2 separate regions of the Homo sapiens genome follow, and region 2 is linked to region 1. The links are chromatin loops, found by intact Hi-C in ENCODE. Cell type or tissue: heart left ventricle. All regions are shown on one strand. Each heading gives the region's core, and the rest is flanking DNA. Links, peaks and the distances in the headings are about the cores only. Region 1 overlaps POU6F2 (POU class 6 homeobox 2). Region 2 overlaps POU6F2 (POU class 6 homeobox 2).

Region 1 (8,340 bases), core at 182-8,181:
CTATGCCAGTGGTGCACTTTTGCAGGGCAAGCAGTCCTAAGGCTGGGCAGATGTCCTCGGCTGGGCAGATGTCCACCCCACGTGGGGAGACATGCCAGAATCTTCCGTCAGGGTCTTGGCCCTCAACTCTCAACAGAAAGAAATCCCCCCTCCTGGGACTTGGCAGTTTTGCTTCCCTATCTTGGCATCTGACTCTGTTTCTGTTAACTGGATATCAGTAAATTTAAAGAGATAGGAAATCTCCATATATTGAAGAATTTTATTACTGCTCCTTTTTTTCCCCAACCAGTAGTTATTTTGAGCAAACATGGAGGAAAAACTTCAGTTGTTTTTGTAACTTTCTAACCCCACCCATTCGTGTGTCATTCATTCAAAGAACAGGCACTATTCAATAGAGTTATGAATTTGAACAGAAATACTGCATTCTAAGGTCATAGAGTAGAGGCCAGGCATGGTGGCTCATGCCTATAATCCCAGCACTGTGGGAGGCCAAGGCAGGTGGATCACTTGACTCCAGGAATTTGAGACCAGCCTGGACAACACGGCGAATCTCTGCCTCTACAAAAAAATTAGCTGGGTCTGGTGGCAGGCACCTGTAGTCCCAGCTACTTGGGAGGCGGAGGTTGCAGTGAGCCAAGATTGTGCCACTGCACTCCAGCCTGGGTGACAGAGTGAGACCCTGTCTCCAAAATAAATAAATAAAATCATAAAGTACATATCTTACCCAGGGATGTTAAAGGCTCTAAAGTTATATAGTACCCAACTCCACTCTGAGGTGGGAAGGTAGCATGTGTCCTCCTGAAATTAGTAGTCATGAAATTGATCATGACTATGGCATTGCTGAGAAAAACATCCTAGTTCTCTTTGTTTACTGGATCTGGAAATCATGCAAGTGTGGCAGGTGGGCAATGGAACGGGTGCTAGCTGTGGACTTGTTTGAATTCCAGGTTGGCCCATAACTGGCTCTGTGACGTCGGGCAAATTACTTGAGCTCTCTGAGCCTCGGTTTTGCCAATTATAAAGTAAGGATAATAAAATCTAAGCTCCTAGGTTATGAAGATTAAATGAGATAATGTGTGGGGAAAGCCTACCACAGTGCCTGAGTACACAGGTATTCTCAGTAAATGATTGCATAATTATCATCATCATCATTGTTAAGAGTTTTGACTCATAGTTTCCGGAAAGCTATATTTGATCTGGACATGCAGCAAGAGGCAGTACAGTGTACAAGCAAAAAGAAAGAGTTCTGGAGCCAGACTGCCATCCACCAGCTGTGAGACTGGGCAGTTTCCTTATTCTGTGCTTCAATTTCTTCATCTGAAAAATGGAGATAATAGTAACACCGGGTCCTAGGACTAAAGTCCTGAGAATGGCATCAGGCACATAATCATCACTCAATAATGCTATCATCCAATAAATGCTACCTATTAATCAAGATGGTATGTGTTTTCAGTTCATAACTGTGCACAAAAACCCATGCTGAAGTCTGTGTATGTGTGAGGAGTTTGAGAATGTGAAAATCTTAGTAGTAGGACATTAAGTTATTTTAAGGAAATCTTACCCTTATCTTGGATAGTTCGGCAGGGAGGAGGGAAAATGTGAGTGTATATATGTGCTCTTAACACTTATTCAGTGGGTATGTTCAAGATTTGGCAAGTAGATTTACTATCGATTTGTTCAGCTATAGAATTGGCTTCCCTGGTGCCCCTGGCAATATCTCCTTATTGGCGTTATTGCAGAAAAGTAAAAGCAAATGAAATTTTATTATATACTGGTGCTAAAGAAAGCATTCTACATTTTAACTGAAGCTCAGAATGTTTCCTGATGAAATTAAGTCCTAGACCACTGTGAAATTTTCTTAAGTGGCAGCAAGTAAAGTCAAATGCGTTTGTCCTTAAAAAGCCAGTCAAGGGGGGGGAAGTCAACTAAACACTATTATTTCAATGTATTAAAAAGAAGGAAAAGTAAAGAGACTTACCTAGTCAGGTTACTCAAGAACGCACATACATATGACAGCTGAGCAGAGTTGGTTTGGTGAGATTTGGAAGGATTTTCTGGATCTGTGTAGGATAGGGGCTGCCTCCTAAAATGACCACAAGGCCGTGATGAAAGAAAAGCAATCAAATGGTTCTAACAGTAGCCTATGCATTATGACCTAGAGGATATGCCTTTGATTGTACAAAACCATTGATTGCCACTCAACTCTATTCAAAAGCTCTAGGCTGGAGAGGGGTGGATGGAGAGGCAGGAACACCACCAGCATCATAGATGGACACATCAACTGGAAGGCCATCCCAATGTCATCACTTTCAAACATGGTTAAAAATACGTATCTTAGAATTGAAGCAACATGACGTTCAGATGGAGATGTTGCTCTGGGTTGTAATAAGACAAATAACATCTCCAGAGAGCAAGAGAGTAGCTAAAAGAATGGACTTTTATTGGAACCCAAACACTGTCACTTCTTAGTTGTGTGGACCTTGGATATGTTATAAAACCTTTTTCTGGGCCTCTGTTTCCTCACCAGTAAAACAGGAATGATAGGCTTCTCACATATATTTGTTGCGGGGTTAAATGTGGTAGAAAAAGTGCTTGGCACAGTGCCTGATATATGCCATAAGCATTTAATAAATCATGGCTATTCTGTTAGGATGAAAAACCAGCAATTAACCCTGAACTGTGGGTTGCTAAAGTAATTAGCCCATCATTTAAATACATGAGAATCTTTTAAAGCAAATCACTGCAAAATAAATGAAAATAAAGTTGTAGTAAATGCAAATCTCAGCCAAAGGATTGAGATACAATGAATTTATTCAGTGAGTGTTGAGTCCCTCTCTAGGTTTTATTAGATCTGCCAAAAAGAACTAACAAAGCCATAGCTTAACACATTTGTAAAATTATTTTCAAACCCCATGGAAAAGAAATATGTGTAATTCTGACTATGTGACTAAATAAATGAGGTGCATTAGAAATATCCTGCCAAAGCCAGTTGATCAGGAGTTTAGGGAGATTCACATATATTACTTTATTTCATTTTAAACAATGAAACATGTTAAATGTATAGAAAATAATTTTTGCAAAACAATACAAAAGGCACTCTTGTTTAACCACCTAGATATTAACAATTTTTTCCGTATTAGCTTCAGTTTTCTTGCCTTTTTTTTTTTTTTTTTTTTTTTTTTTTTTTTTTTTTTTTTGAGACGGAGTCTTGCTTCTTGCCCAGGCTGGAGTGCAGTGGTGTGATCTTGGCTCACTGCAAGCTCCGCCTCCCAGGTGCATGCCATTCTCCTGCCTCATCCTCCCAAGTAGCTGGGACTACAGGTGCCTGCCACCACGCCTGGCTAATTTTTTTTTGTATTTTTTAGTAGAGACGGGGTTTCACCGTGTTAGCCAGGATGGTCTCGATCTGCTGACCTCGTGATCCGCCTGCCTCGGCCCCCCAAAGTGCTGGGATTACAGGCGTGAGCCACCGCGCCCGGCCTTCTTGCTTATTTTTAAAAGAAACAGAGGGATAGGAGCCGCGGGAAGCAGCCACAAAAAAAATAATTAATTAATTAATTTTAAAAAATTTTAAGAAAAAATAAGAAACAAAACATGACAGACACAGCTGAAACCGTAGCACCTTCTTCTCCCATTCCCAAGGTGATTACCATGATAAAATGAACACTTTCCATGCACGTTCTGCATTTTTACTCCAAAATATTCATTGAAGAAGCAAGATACGAAATAATATGTACAGAATAATACCATTTTTAAATACAAAAAAGGCAAAAGAATATATTGTTTCTATATTTTGAATAAGTAAGAATCAGACATGTTTTGTTGAAAATTCAGAGTTGGTGTCTGTATGTTTTCTCACAAATATTATGAACAGAGCAATCTATTCATATCACCTTGCTTAACTAATGGTTTTGGCCATCTTTCTTTTATAAGCCAAAAAAAAATCTGAAAAAGCTTGTATTGTCTCATTTGCAATGTCATTGTAGCAAATTTTATTTTAAAAGGTGTAAAAATTAAGTCACGTTGTGTGAACTATATACTTCAAGTAGCATTTTTTTTTAATCGAATAACATTTCTTAAATCAGCTCTTTCTAGAGACTGGGAAATATATATGTTCATGGGATTAGTAACATTATAGGAATTTTACCCTGACTTCATCTGAGTTATAAAGATAAAACAATAAACCTCAATCTTTCTACTAACATATCAAATTTCCCCTTAGAGCCCAGTTGAGAGCTTTAGTTCCTCATTTCAGGAGAAACAGTTGCATTAATGCCGTTTTTCCCTAAATGTGCGCTTCGGGAAAATAACGAGCCCCTCAAGATGCCCCACAAACGACGGTCCCCTGGTCCGAGGAGCCGGGCAGCGCCGCGCAGCCGTCTCGCGTGGGACCCACCCGCGGGCGGAGCCAGGCGGCAGGGCTGCCCCACCGAGCTTCACCCCAGCAACCCCTTTAACTTTCTTAACCCTGTATTCCCCAACCGAACACTTCCCAGAGTTCACGCTGGCAGAGCCCACTTCAAAAAATGCTGCAGGAAGCCATTCACACTCATTCCTATCCACGTTTTTAAAAATGCGAAATAGTGATTTAAATCAGAACAGAACCTCTTCCAATGGGGGTTTCCTTTGCAACCGGGGCTTCGCGGTGATTTCTGTGCTGTTTTGAGGGCACACACCTACATAACACGTTTGCAGAGATAAGGGATCTCAAACTGTTCCCAAAAGTCCCAGGGACTCGTAATATGCAAACCGAGGGCAAATGAACGTGGGAGGATCCGAGGCGCTCGCTGAAGGGGCTCTCCTGCAGTGCCCAGGCAGAGGGAGAGTGGAGGGGGCGGCTGTGGAGTGAAGGGCGGAAGTGCCCTCGCCGTCCTGAGGCCTGGGACCCTCTTGATGGTAAATGGCGCTGTTGAGCCCCGATGCGCAGGGACTCCGCGGGCGGCGGACTTGACAGGAAGCTTTGCTGCGGGGCGGCCCAGCTGCGGACGCGCGGGACGTCAGGGCCCCAGCAGAAGCGCCGGGCTGTGCGTCCTTAAGACTGCGGGTGCGGCCCCGCCCAAGGTCGCCCCGCCCTCCATCCTTCTACCCCGCCCCCCCACCACATTTCTGAAATGAAAGAGTTATCAATCGCTTTAGGGTTAACTTAAAGAACTGAAAGGAAAGCCCTCTCTGAACTCTTTCTTTCTACCCTCCTTCCCCAGCAAAACTCAGCAGTGCAGGCTGCCATGTACCATAAAATGGGTGTGCGGGAATGCACAGTGAGAAATCTAGTTTGCAGGATTCTCTCTGAAGATTGAGCTAGAGAGGACCAAGTTCTCTCTCACCTAAAGCAGAACTGGGATGCTGTCACTTTTCCCACTTCTGGCTGCTGCAGCGTTTTGTTTATCTTTTTAAATTTTTTGTTTGTTTTTGTTTTTTGAGACGGAGCTTCACTCTTGTTGCCTAGGCTGGAGTGCAATGGCATAATCTCGGCTCACTGCAACCTCCACCTCCTGGGTTCAAGCGATTCTCCTGCTTCAGCCTCCCGAGTAGCTGGGATTACAGGCGCACACCACCACGCCCAGCTAATTTTTGTATTTTTAGTAGAGACGGGTTTCACCATGTTGTCCAGGCTGGTCTAGAACTTCTGACCTCAGGCGATCCACCTGCCTCAGCCTCCCAAAATGCTGGGATTACAGGCGTGAGCCACCGCTCCTGCCCCATCTTTTTAATTTTTATCCATGAGTATTTCGTTTTCCTGGGAATTGGGAAACGTTTTCTTGTGGAGGCTCCTAAATCTAGTCTGTTGGCACATCCTGTCTGTCTAAAGGATAGGAGAGGACCAATTAACTAATGAAGCAACCTAAATAACAGCTATAATTCTAAACAGGTACTACGTAACAAGATGCCATTTACAAACAGCTCCCTCAGAGCTAGTCTGACATATTAGATCTTTCTTTCATGAGCATAGTTTACATTCCAATTAGTGCCCACTTATGGCAAAATACTGTAACGAATGTTCACATGACTTCTTACTGTGTGCAAAGCTCTTTAACTGGCTTAATTCTTAGAGGAGTGCTAGGCTTTAGCTGAATGTTCCTTTGGGCCAAGTGACTTCCAGAAAAGAACAATGAAAATAATATCTCCCATGCATTAAGCCTTCACCCTGGGGCTGGTATAATCTATAATCCTAACAGAGCAGTTCATGGTAGGTTTGACTATCTCAGCTGCACAAATGAGCAAATTCTCAAGACATCAAGGGTTAAGTGACTCCCTGGGATAACATCTTCTGGAAGTGGCAGAACTGAGATTTGCGTTCCAAGTCCATTCCCATCCTTCCATATCACCCTGATTTTCTCGGGTTCAGAGTCCTGGTTCATTTCCTGGCTGTTCCGCAGACATGTCACAAACTCCAGAACCTTCATTTCTCCATCTGCAAATGGCAATTGTAATTCTTGCTCTGTCAACCTCACAGATTTCTCTCGAAGGCATACACACACACACACACACACACACACACACACACACACACACACACTAGAAAACTGTAAAGAGATGTAAACCTTACCGAATAATTACAGGGTATTTTGATTGGTATTTTTACTATGATTATTTTTGCTAATCAAAGAAACCAGACAGGTAGTGTCAGGGAATTGTCTAAAGCAATGAGACATTCTTGAAAAGTCTGTATCAGATCTCCACTTCTTGCCAGAGAAAATCGCCTTAAGGTGTCCATAGGTGTCCTGGCTTCCAGTGAGGCAACCTAGCAATGAGGAAAGAAATGCATGGTGAGTGCTTCGTATGGGCACTCATCAAATGAGCCTTTCAGAGCTCAATAGAAAACCCTATCCCAGTGAATCTTCTGTTGTGCTGAAGATTGCAGCTGAAGATTGTTGTCCCACACAGCACAGTGATGTTAGAATTGGTTGAGCTCCTAATGTGGCAAGACCCCACACATTTCTAGATCCACCCAGAATGAGGTAAACCCTTCCAAAGAAAAAGAGAAATATCGAATGCTGTATTTTGAGTCTTCTTACTCTGTGGGATTGATAGAGCAAGAATTACAAGAATTCTTTTGAGTCTAAGACACCACTGATTTTAAATTACACTTAAAGTCATACCAGTGATTTTTGGAGAGGAGGAAAGAAAATACCACATTTAACAAGTATATCAATTGTTAGAAGTAGCCTAATTTCAAAAATGTTAAAAATGTAAAAAAAAAAAAGAAGTTATCATTGAAATGTTGTAATTAAGGGGGATACTATAATTGAGGAAATATGTTATTTATATCCTGAACCAATTCCAGTATCAATAAGACCATACAATGGGCTGTTGATGATGGCTCCTTTTTAGTATTTAACAAAAAGTCAGGGATGGGAGTGGAAGCCATTTATATCTCAGCTTTTCCAACTATAGAATGAAAATTAAACTTGATTTGAGTAGAAGGAGGGTGGACAAGAAAAGGAGGAAGTGCTGAATTTTGATTTAGCGTCCTAGAACAACATCAGTTCCTTCTGCAAACTATGTTTATAGTTAAGATGAGCATTATCGGAGAGGAGAAAACATTAAATTCACATGTGAGCGACATTAAACTTTCAAATAAACATTCAGTATATCATTTACCACACCATATGCCCAATAATGCACCCAACTTTCTTATTGGTCTGTGAGCTGTTGACATGATGAATACTCTTAAAGATGTCATCAACTCACAGAGCCAATAAGAAAGAAATGAGAAATAAATCAGAGTTAGGTAGGAATGGAAAAGTCACAACTTACAACAGTGAGAGGAGCCAGATTAAGTTCAAATGTAGGCCTTTGAATGACCCAATTGAATTTAGTGCACTAGCCATTACTCCAAATTGCCATTTGTCTCATCAACTAAGCTTTCCTACCTGTATAACTAACAATATAAATAGATCCTGAGAAGATGTCATCAGGTGGAGGGTTCAGAATACTACAGTGAAGTCAAGATGTGATGCAGCTTTATATTTGTAAGTAAATGCTATTAATCAAACAACACAAAGATACACAAACAGGAAAAAAAATGTTGCACACTCCCTAGATGAGATACTTGCCAATAGATACAATAAACCAATCTCCTTAGAGTAACAGAGATGGACAGTGCAAATGTCCATGTACTCACATGAAAGGTGGCCCAGGATAAAGAACATGGACTTTCAAATCAGACAAATCTGAATCCTGACTTCATCTGCAAGCAGCTCTGCCCCCGCTGGCAAGATATTTAATCTTCCTCAGCTAAAGTTATCTCTTCCATGAAATGACACTAATATATTCCTCTCAAGTTTGTTAGGAGGATTAGTATTAATAGCAATAATAAATTAATATGTTGCTGCCACT
Region 2 (8,340 bases), core at 164-8,163, 330 kb before region 1:
TCTTCCTCTTAATTCTTTTTGATTTCAATTTTTACCTCTTCTCCGTGGGAAAAACTAAACACAAAATATGACGGTGTGTTTGCATCTTAAATTGGATGTAGGTAATTTGTTTCTATCCTTTCTCCCAAGTTGAAATGTAGCATTTTGAGAGGAGGGAAAATCCAATACATTTTTTTTCTTTATAATGAATGCAATTTTTCTATTGAATTCTAGGAATAAATCTGTTGTGTATTGTATAACTTTACCATACTTGAGTGCTTCACAACCAAATGAATTGTTTCCCTGGATTTTTGAAGCCTGCCTGTGTTATTTGCATTTTCCTCAAAGCTGTTCTGATGGACTGTTTCATCATTAGTTTGCACGTACATAAAAATATGCTGGACCTCTTTCAAGCTCAGTGTAGAGAGATGTGGGTATTTCCATCATGTGGCTGCCACTGGACACGGATGCTTTGCTGAGTTAATTATCTCGCTATCTTTAGTTTCTCCGACTATAAAATGAGAATGAATATGCTTATCAAAACTCTGTTGGTTAAATTATTGAAGGTCTTTAGCCAAATTACATATTTGTTTATGTGGTATTATTTTTAGCAGCGTGGTTAAAAAAACACAAAGCCCAAGATGAATTCTCCTTCTTAATACAGTACCCCATATCTACTCTTTAAAGGCTTTATGATAGAAGTACACTGGGACATCTCTATTTAAAAATTATATGAAAGTACATCAGAAGTTAGCATATAATGACAGTATATATGGTTAGTATATAGTAAATCATATATCATATATGCTAACTACACATAAATAAACTAAGAAACATTAATTAGGTAAAAGTTGTTAGAATGTGAGAAGCACTACACAAATATGTACTTGTAGAAGTGTTTGAGTTTAGTATTATAGAATCATTAAAAATTAGTGCAGTAATTTACAGATAATCGAACCTTGCCCATTCCAGATCTATTAGATAATATAAGAGTTATAAGGCAAAGACCTCCCATGGTCAGATAATCTTGGGAAAGTGCTAGAATAAGAAAGTTAGATCGACTTCTTTCCTGGTAGACTTCCCTGCTGAGTTTTCCACATGGGTATGACTGCAGAACTCTTTCATTGTAGAGTATCTTTTGGGGCAAGTGTTTTGTGGAATGTACTTTGGGAAATATTGTTTTATTATAGCCTTTTCATTTTCTAGACAAGAAAACCAAGGCCAAAGGTGGTTAAGTGGCTTGCCATGTTTATCTAGAGGGTGAAGCTGAATGCAAGCCTGGGTATTGAACACTATCTGATGTCCTGTCTACTATACCATATTGCCCCATAGACTTCATTCAAGCAATGTCAGCCAGAGAGCTGTTTTGTTCCTACATTCTGTAGGGAAGATAATACTACACACAGTATGTCTGGGACTAGGTTATCCAGGCTTTAACACCCTTCACAGCCACTGGCTCTGGCTCATCATCCAAAATCTGGGATACCCCATGAATTACTAAGTCCATAAGCCTTGAATTTTTCACTCAACGCCTACTGGGTAAAAAAGGTGCTGACTTTTGGAGATGAATTGGCCAGGTTTGAAAATGCAGCTTTACCACTTAGCTGCGTGCCTTTGGGGCAAGAAATTTAGCCCACTGAGCCTCCGTCTCTTACCCATACAATGGGGCTAATACCTTGCATAGCTGGGGTAACATTAGATCCATCTGAGGAGACTGTCTGGTAAAGGCATTCAATAAGTGGGACCTATATTTATTCCTTCATAATGCTTGAAGGAGACAGATAATCACTGTGTAGTTTCTGATGGAGATTGCAATCCTCTCTTTGTAGGACACGGTGAAAATTTTTGTTGTGATTTTGCTAATAGAAACTACTTCTGCTTCTCCTTTTTCCACCGTCTGGTTCTTGGGTCTCTGATGGCCCCGTGAGTGTCCTGTATTGGCACATGCCACATCCTATTGCACACATGCAATACTGTTCCATGGTGGACTAGTCACTTTCTTCTGTCGGGATTGATAAATGAATTGCAAAGAAGTCTCAACATCTTCTATTGTGATAGTAACAATTTCAGAGTTTCAAGTAAGAAACTTCATCAGCTCTATTTTACTTCTCACCTGCACTAGCTACTTCTGTTCCTGTTTACCGCTGCAGAGATCCTTGTACAGGTTGAAGTTGCAGGTCTCTTACATTTCTACAAGCACCTACGTAGATGCATGTTGGAAAATCCTCTCTTCACTACGACAGAAAGGATTTCACAGACTGCTATGGCTCTTGGCAGAGAGAGAATGACTTCCAAGCCGAGTGCTACTTGAAAGAGGCACTCCCCCATCACTTATAAGTCTGTACTCACTGGTTACTGCTTGTGACACATTTTCAAATGGACCCCCCAGTGGCTGCAGCTGTGATTAAAAGCTGTCTGCTCTCTGCCTCACTAGGGGTTTGCTGTTTAACCATGTCATGCACACACACACACACACACACACACACACACACACACACACAAATATATATATGGGCTAGAGCTGCATTATGGAAAACGTAAAGTGTTTTGTAAGACAAAAAAAATTAAATGAGTACTTGAATGACAAACTCTTGGATTTTCAAAGCTCAAGTTGGTGAGAGGCACTAGTTGGGAACCTAGCCATGTATGAGGTACATAAAAGTAATTTAAGGAAGAAGAGCTAATGGTCAGTGAACATATACCATCTGCCAGTGCATGTTTTGCACACATCAGCCAGACAGAACATCTTAAAGATTTAAGTACACTTGAACTCAGCAGCTGCATTTCAGCTCGTCAGTGTGATTCGGGATTCAGTTTGACCCTTCACAAATAAGGCAAGAGTAGAATATTCTTTCTTAAGTTTACCCAGATATTCACTGGCACATTAATAATCATGTCTGTTTTATCATAAGACTGCTATTCTCAACATAAGTTTATCATTAACATTATCTTAAAAAATGCTCAGATGAGCAGTACAGTGACAGAGACTGGGTGTCTTAAAGGTATAGGTCACACCCCTTCCTCTAGATTAGAGAGACTGAGGATTCAACCTTTTAAAAAGTAAAAAGAGTGGACTAGAATGTAAGCCTGGGATCTTGACATCACATGACGAGTATACTTAGGAATGCCACGAGGTCAACCAATGAGCGTTGTTCCCTTCCCTACCCACCCACCCACCAACTGAATCAGAACTCGAACATGCATGCTTTCTTAGATATTTAGGAAAGAGATCCAGAGAAATCTTGAGAATTGTGTGTCTCTTTTCCCTTCTGCCTGCCTCCCCCATCTACCCCAAGTTTCAAGCGCTCCAAATCCCAGCAACAAGACCCAGTAAACAAAATGCAAATCTATCACTAGCAAATTCAAGCTGACAATACTGTGAATCGACCGCATTGATTACATTGATTATATTTCAAATATTTACAATATGGTGAGACAAGTCTAATTTCTTTTCTAAAGAGTTCAAGGTAGGTATCACCATTTCTGAGGGGGGAAAACAATGGAGAAATGTTTGTGGTTGCTATCTGCAATAATCTGGTGCTGACAGAGAGTAGTATTTTATTTAGTAATTAACAGTGTAAAGGGGAAAGGAGCTGTCATGTTGGTTCTTAAGCTGGGGAATGTGATGAAAGATGATATCTGCGATCTCATCCTTTCCACTTGTTTAGGATTGTCAGGATGAGAAATGTCAGCATTATGAAAGCTCGGCTCTGCTCTTGATATGATAAAACCCTTCAAAAGCCAGTCTTTCTCTCTCCCTCATCCCCCTCCTTTCTCGCTGTCTCTCTCTGCACTTGCTTTTTTATTTATCCTGTTTTGTTAGATGGCAGAAATATAATTCTTTTCTTTCTTCCTATTATAAGCCACCATTTTTGTTTTATTATATGTTTCACAACCCCTAATGCCCCACTGAAAATTACCTTGTTAAATGACAGTGTTTCAAAGCCATGAATCCTTTCCACCATTCCCTCAGAGGTTTGAAACAGTCAACAGACTGTAAAGAATAAATAATAAAAAAGTATTGATTATTTTGATGACTGTGAGATTCAATTAAGTATTAATTTTGCCCTCCAGTGGACCTATCAAGGTATTCAAAAGGGAGGATTCGGCTCAGCTAAATGCGTGCTGAGTGCTTCAGCCTTAAATAGGGAGAAAATGTGTTTACCTACAGTATTTGAAGAAGAAGTGCATTGATGCACAGAGTCCAATATTTAAGTGCTGTGTAAATTAAGCCCTGGTGACAGTGACATTGTTTTCAATGGTATGAGTATTGACTAAAGAAGTGCATTTGATGACAGCTTAAACTATTTGTATTGATTAACATTTTCATAGATTATCATGTGTCATATCAAATTCACTTTTCAAGCATGAATACATTAAAAAAAAATAAAACACAGGCATACCGCAACCAATGCAATGGTGGGACCCGGGAGCATGCCGCCCCACCTGCTTCTGTGCTGGTCACCTGTTTCCTGCTCAGGAACCATTTAGGCATGAACTTGGCAATAAATAGCTCCCAGATCTCGCAAAAAGGGCACTTCTTGCTCTCCTTTCCTTCTGCATCCGATATTGTGCCAAAACAATATTATGCATCTCAGTTTGCAAATGGAATAAAAGACTACACTTGGAAAATATTTCTGATCCTAAAATGCCCTCCTTAATGAGCTGAAGATAAAGCAGATCTAAATAATTAGGGGGGAAAGTTTGTCTTTTCTGAAGGCGATTTTTGTTTTCTTTTTCTTTAATGCTCTGGGTGTACGATGCTCTAGGTATCCGAATTATTGAACACAGTTTGTAAGTATTTTCCCAATTCCTTAAAAAAAATTTAAATCAATTTTCGTGTATTGTGTTGTGTATTATTTGCTTTAAAATGTTCATTTGATTTGGGGTCAGCTCCGGTTCCCAATCTGGGACCAGTGAAGCCAACTTCTAAGGGTGCTTATAGAATTTACATAAGAAATATCTTTTATTCCATTGAAAGCCTTTCGAGGTCTCTTTTCTCCCTATCTTTTTTCTCTGCTCTTGGGATAGGGTTTAATTGCTTCTCCCCCGGGGAGAAGGCTTCTTAAAATAGCCCGTGGTTCCTCCATAGGGTGCTCTTCCTTTTTAGTATGTTGCTGAAGTACAAACCCAGCACTTTCTTTTTTCTTACTGCATTAAAGACAGAACAAGGTGTAAAAACATTCGCACAAAAGCATATCCCACAATTAAAGCTGTGTTGGTTAGGTTGCTTTCAAAGAAGTTTTTTTTTTTTTTTTCCTCCGAAGCCTCCTGAATCTCTCACATGCTAGTTGAGCTTTAATAGGGTGGGGAGTAATGGAGAACTCATCGGATCTGTAATAGCTCTTCACTTGACTGCAGCCAGCAATAACAGCGGGAGCAGCCAGAGATAAGAGAGAGAGGAGAGAGGGAGAGTGTGTGTGGAAGAGAGAGAGAGAAGAGAGAGGGAGAGGGAGAGAGAGGACACGCACTCTAAATCTGCCACTTTTTTTTTCCTCCCCTTCACTCTTTTCGCCCATCCTAGGATCCAATGATAGCTGGACAAGTCAGTAAGCCCTTGCTGTCAGTGCGGAGTGAAATGAATGCGGAGTTGAGAGGTGAGGACAAGGCTGCTACTTCAGACAGCGAGCTGAATGAGCCCCTGCTTGCGCCTGTGGAATCAAATGACAGCGAGGACACTCCCAGCAAGCTCTTCGGTAAGTCTGTCTAGGTATTTCATTTCAGTACTACCATGTTGTCCGGAAGAGCAATCCAACCCCCCCAACCCCCCCTTTTTTTCTGTTGTTCATTCAGTTTTCCCGTAAGTACTAAAAAGGAGCATCTTGGAGGTGCTAAGCCACTGAAGCTGATTCCAGCCGGCTAGGAGGATGTCCTCCAAACTTTTACCAACAAGGAACTTATTCGCTGCCCATTTTGACTTGTCAAATATTGCTAGAGTCCCCAGGCTGGAAATTGTTTGGAAAAAAATAGAAAGTGGTAATAATAATCAGGAAATCGGTTCCATTGTGAGAATTGGTTAACATTTATTGAGTAAATATCGACTCGGTTTCAGGTTGCTTCGCAGCCTTTTGTTAAGGGGAAGGTGAGTAAAGACATTATCTATCGTCTAAAGATGGGAGAGGAGAACTGAAAAATATCAATACAAGTCGTGCTATGCCAGGTAAACAAAGGTGGACACAGGAATTGCTCTGAGAAATAACATTGTGTCATCACAATCAGAATGAATATTTCTTCTTTTTTTAAAAAGGTGATGAGGAAAGAAAACAGGTTCTCTGATTCCCTCCTCTACCCCTCTCCTTTTCCACATTGTGTTTATAGCATCATAACTAAAAGTAGAGGCAGCCCAAGACCTTTTAGGAATCTTTGTTTCATAAACAAAACAAGAACAAGCAGAGTGCCACTCCAGCAAAGACATCTGTCATTCAAACAGATGACACTCTGTAAGCCAACTCATGCAACTGTGATCTCTAATCAGAAAGGGGAGCGGGTTGTTGAGGCGCGTGCCTGAGTGATAGATGTTAATGGATGTCTCTGCTGGAGAAGCACTTTAGGGTACAGAGTGACGTTAGGTTTTCAGAACAATTGCTCCTGAAACGTTTGCTTTTAATTATTTTCAAGTGCGTGTGTGTGCACACACACATAGACATATATATACATACTAACCTGACATATATATATCAGGCAGAGTACTGCTTGGTCTCAGGTAAGAAACAGTCAAGCACCTGAACTTCAAAAAAAAAAAAAAAATCATTACATAGACTACTACTTTGTTAAGAAAGTCAGCAATTCGGCTTGAAACACAGGCTTTATTAATTAATTAATTAATTTATTTATTTATTTATTTATTTATTTATTTATTTATTTTAACCGACAGAAAGCAAGCTGCCCTGAGAGTTTGGCAACTCTAGGCTAGCGTGCTTCAACCGACAATCTTTTCCCTAATTTTAAATGCTTACTCAATCAAACATTAGAGAGATGTCACAGAGAAACTCTGCTTTTCAGATCTTCTCTGGGTACAATACTGTTTTATGCTTAACAATATACTAGATTCCAATTTCAAGAAATTTTGGTAGCATCCCTTCTTTGAAAAGCAGCAATGCCACCTCTGACATGAATTTCCAAACCTGCACATTAGAGTTTTAGCATTTTCACCCTAAAGAAATATTTTTTATAGTGTAAGTTTTTATCCATATAGGAAGAATTATGTACTAAAACCTTTACTTCAATTTTAGGAGGGTAGTGAGAAAAGTCAGATAAAATGATAAATTACAGAAAGGTAAAAGCCATGCCCATGCCCCTCTAATGTTGAGTATGCTAAGTAAGCACTTTGACTTTTAAAAAGTAATCAATTTTGAGTTCAACAAGCTACAGATAATACATTTTTGTTCCTAAACTTTGCATGCATTTAAAATAAAAGCAAATGGATTTTGTAGACTTGAGCTTGGACCTCTAACTTGTTTTCTTTCAAGTAATCCAAAAGAGGGGTGATTGATTTTTTTCATTTGTTTAGGGTTCCCAGTGTTGAACACTGTTATAGATTTGTTATGCTACGTCTTACTGATTTGCATGTGTAGAGAAAAAAGCTTCAAAATTCCAAGAGGGTCAAAGAGATTTGAATTAAAAGTTTAATGGCATTTACTAAGGATTTGTAGTTTAATGTTAAAATCATAATGGATTTTAGAAGGAATCCACTTTTCATTTTGAAATTCTCAACTTCTGAGTTTGTGTGAGAGAACACAGCAAAACCTACATCTTACATTCCTTTTGAATTCACTTAATTGTCTTTGGTCTCTAGACTGTTTTTCAAACACAATGTGAGAATTTCCCAGTTTCCAATTAGATCAAGAAGAAAGCAGTAGATTAACAGTTTTGAGAACTTGAGAAAAAATTAGAGACAATATGAGAAAGAAAGAATAGAAAGGATCAGGAGGAAGACACTCTAATATTCTCATAAGGTTTCCTTTGCAGGGGCCTGTTTTGCTCTTACTTTTTAATATTACTGGGACTTGGCCTTAGCAATTCTAGTTTACGTAACTGACTAAAACTTTCCAGAATAATTCTGTCCCAGAATTTTTAGCAACTTTGGTGACACAATTTAAGGAACTATGATTTTCTTTGATATGCATATGTTCAAGTCTGTTTTTTGTTTTTAGATGTAGTCCTGATTGTACCCTTTACTTGATAATGAAGAATTGCATTCTTCCTGAGTAGTTGACAGCATCTATGTTTTTATCTAAACAATAATTTTCTAACATACTTTCTTTCTCAAACTGTCATTCTTCTATATATACACCGTATTATTGAAAATTGGGCTTCTCTAATGAGATGGCCAGATTATGACAAATCATGTGCATCTTGATA

The links. A loop is a pair of places that touch in the nucleus more often than their neighbours do. Peaks named below come from ENCODE experiments on the same cell type or tissue, not always from the same donor. Only the 100,000 strongest peaks of a DNase experiment are listed, where the experiment ranks them.
Region 2: a loop joins it to region 1, with 2.4 times the contacts of the local background. A loop is called at or near these places in 2 of 110 quality-filtered maps.

Annotation. Positions count from the first base shown.
Region 1 is chr7:39,409,623-39,417,962 of GRCh38, forward strand. The region is part of intron 6 of POU6F2 (POU class 6 homeobox 2); the gene reads left to right. LOC105375238 (a long non-coding RNA gene) reads right to left here. Exons shown (of 3, transcript XR_927186.2): 3 at 6,658-6,742. Among named protein-coding and RNA genes, the nearest start is that of POU6F2-AS1, 7.4 kb to the left of the region's middle. RefSeq lists an enhancer at 4,869-4,998. In heart left ventricle, for the core only: no CTCF peak of the experiment used is centred there; a DNase peak (open chromatin) is centred at 4,929; H3K4me3 peaks cover 1,384 bases; H3K27me3 peaks cover 1,629 bases.
Region 2 is chr7:39,080,357-39,088,696 of GRCh38, forward strand. POU6F2 (POU class 6 homeobox 2) reads left to right here. Exons shown (of 10, transcript NM_001370959.1): 2 at 5,504-5,675. Among named protein-coding and RNA genes, the nearest start is that of POU6F2-AS2, 71 kb to the left of the region's middle. In heart left ventricle, for the core only: no CTCF peak of the experiment used is centred there; no DNase peak of the experiment used is centred there; H3K4me3 peaks cover 1,440 bases; H3K27ac peaks cover 1,257 bases; H3K27me3 peaks cover 1,733 bases.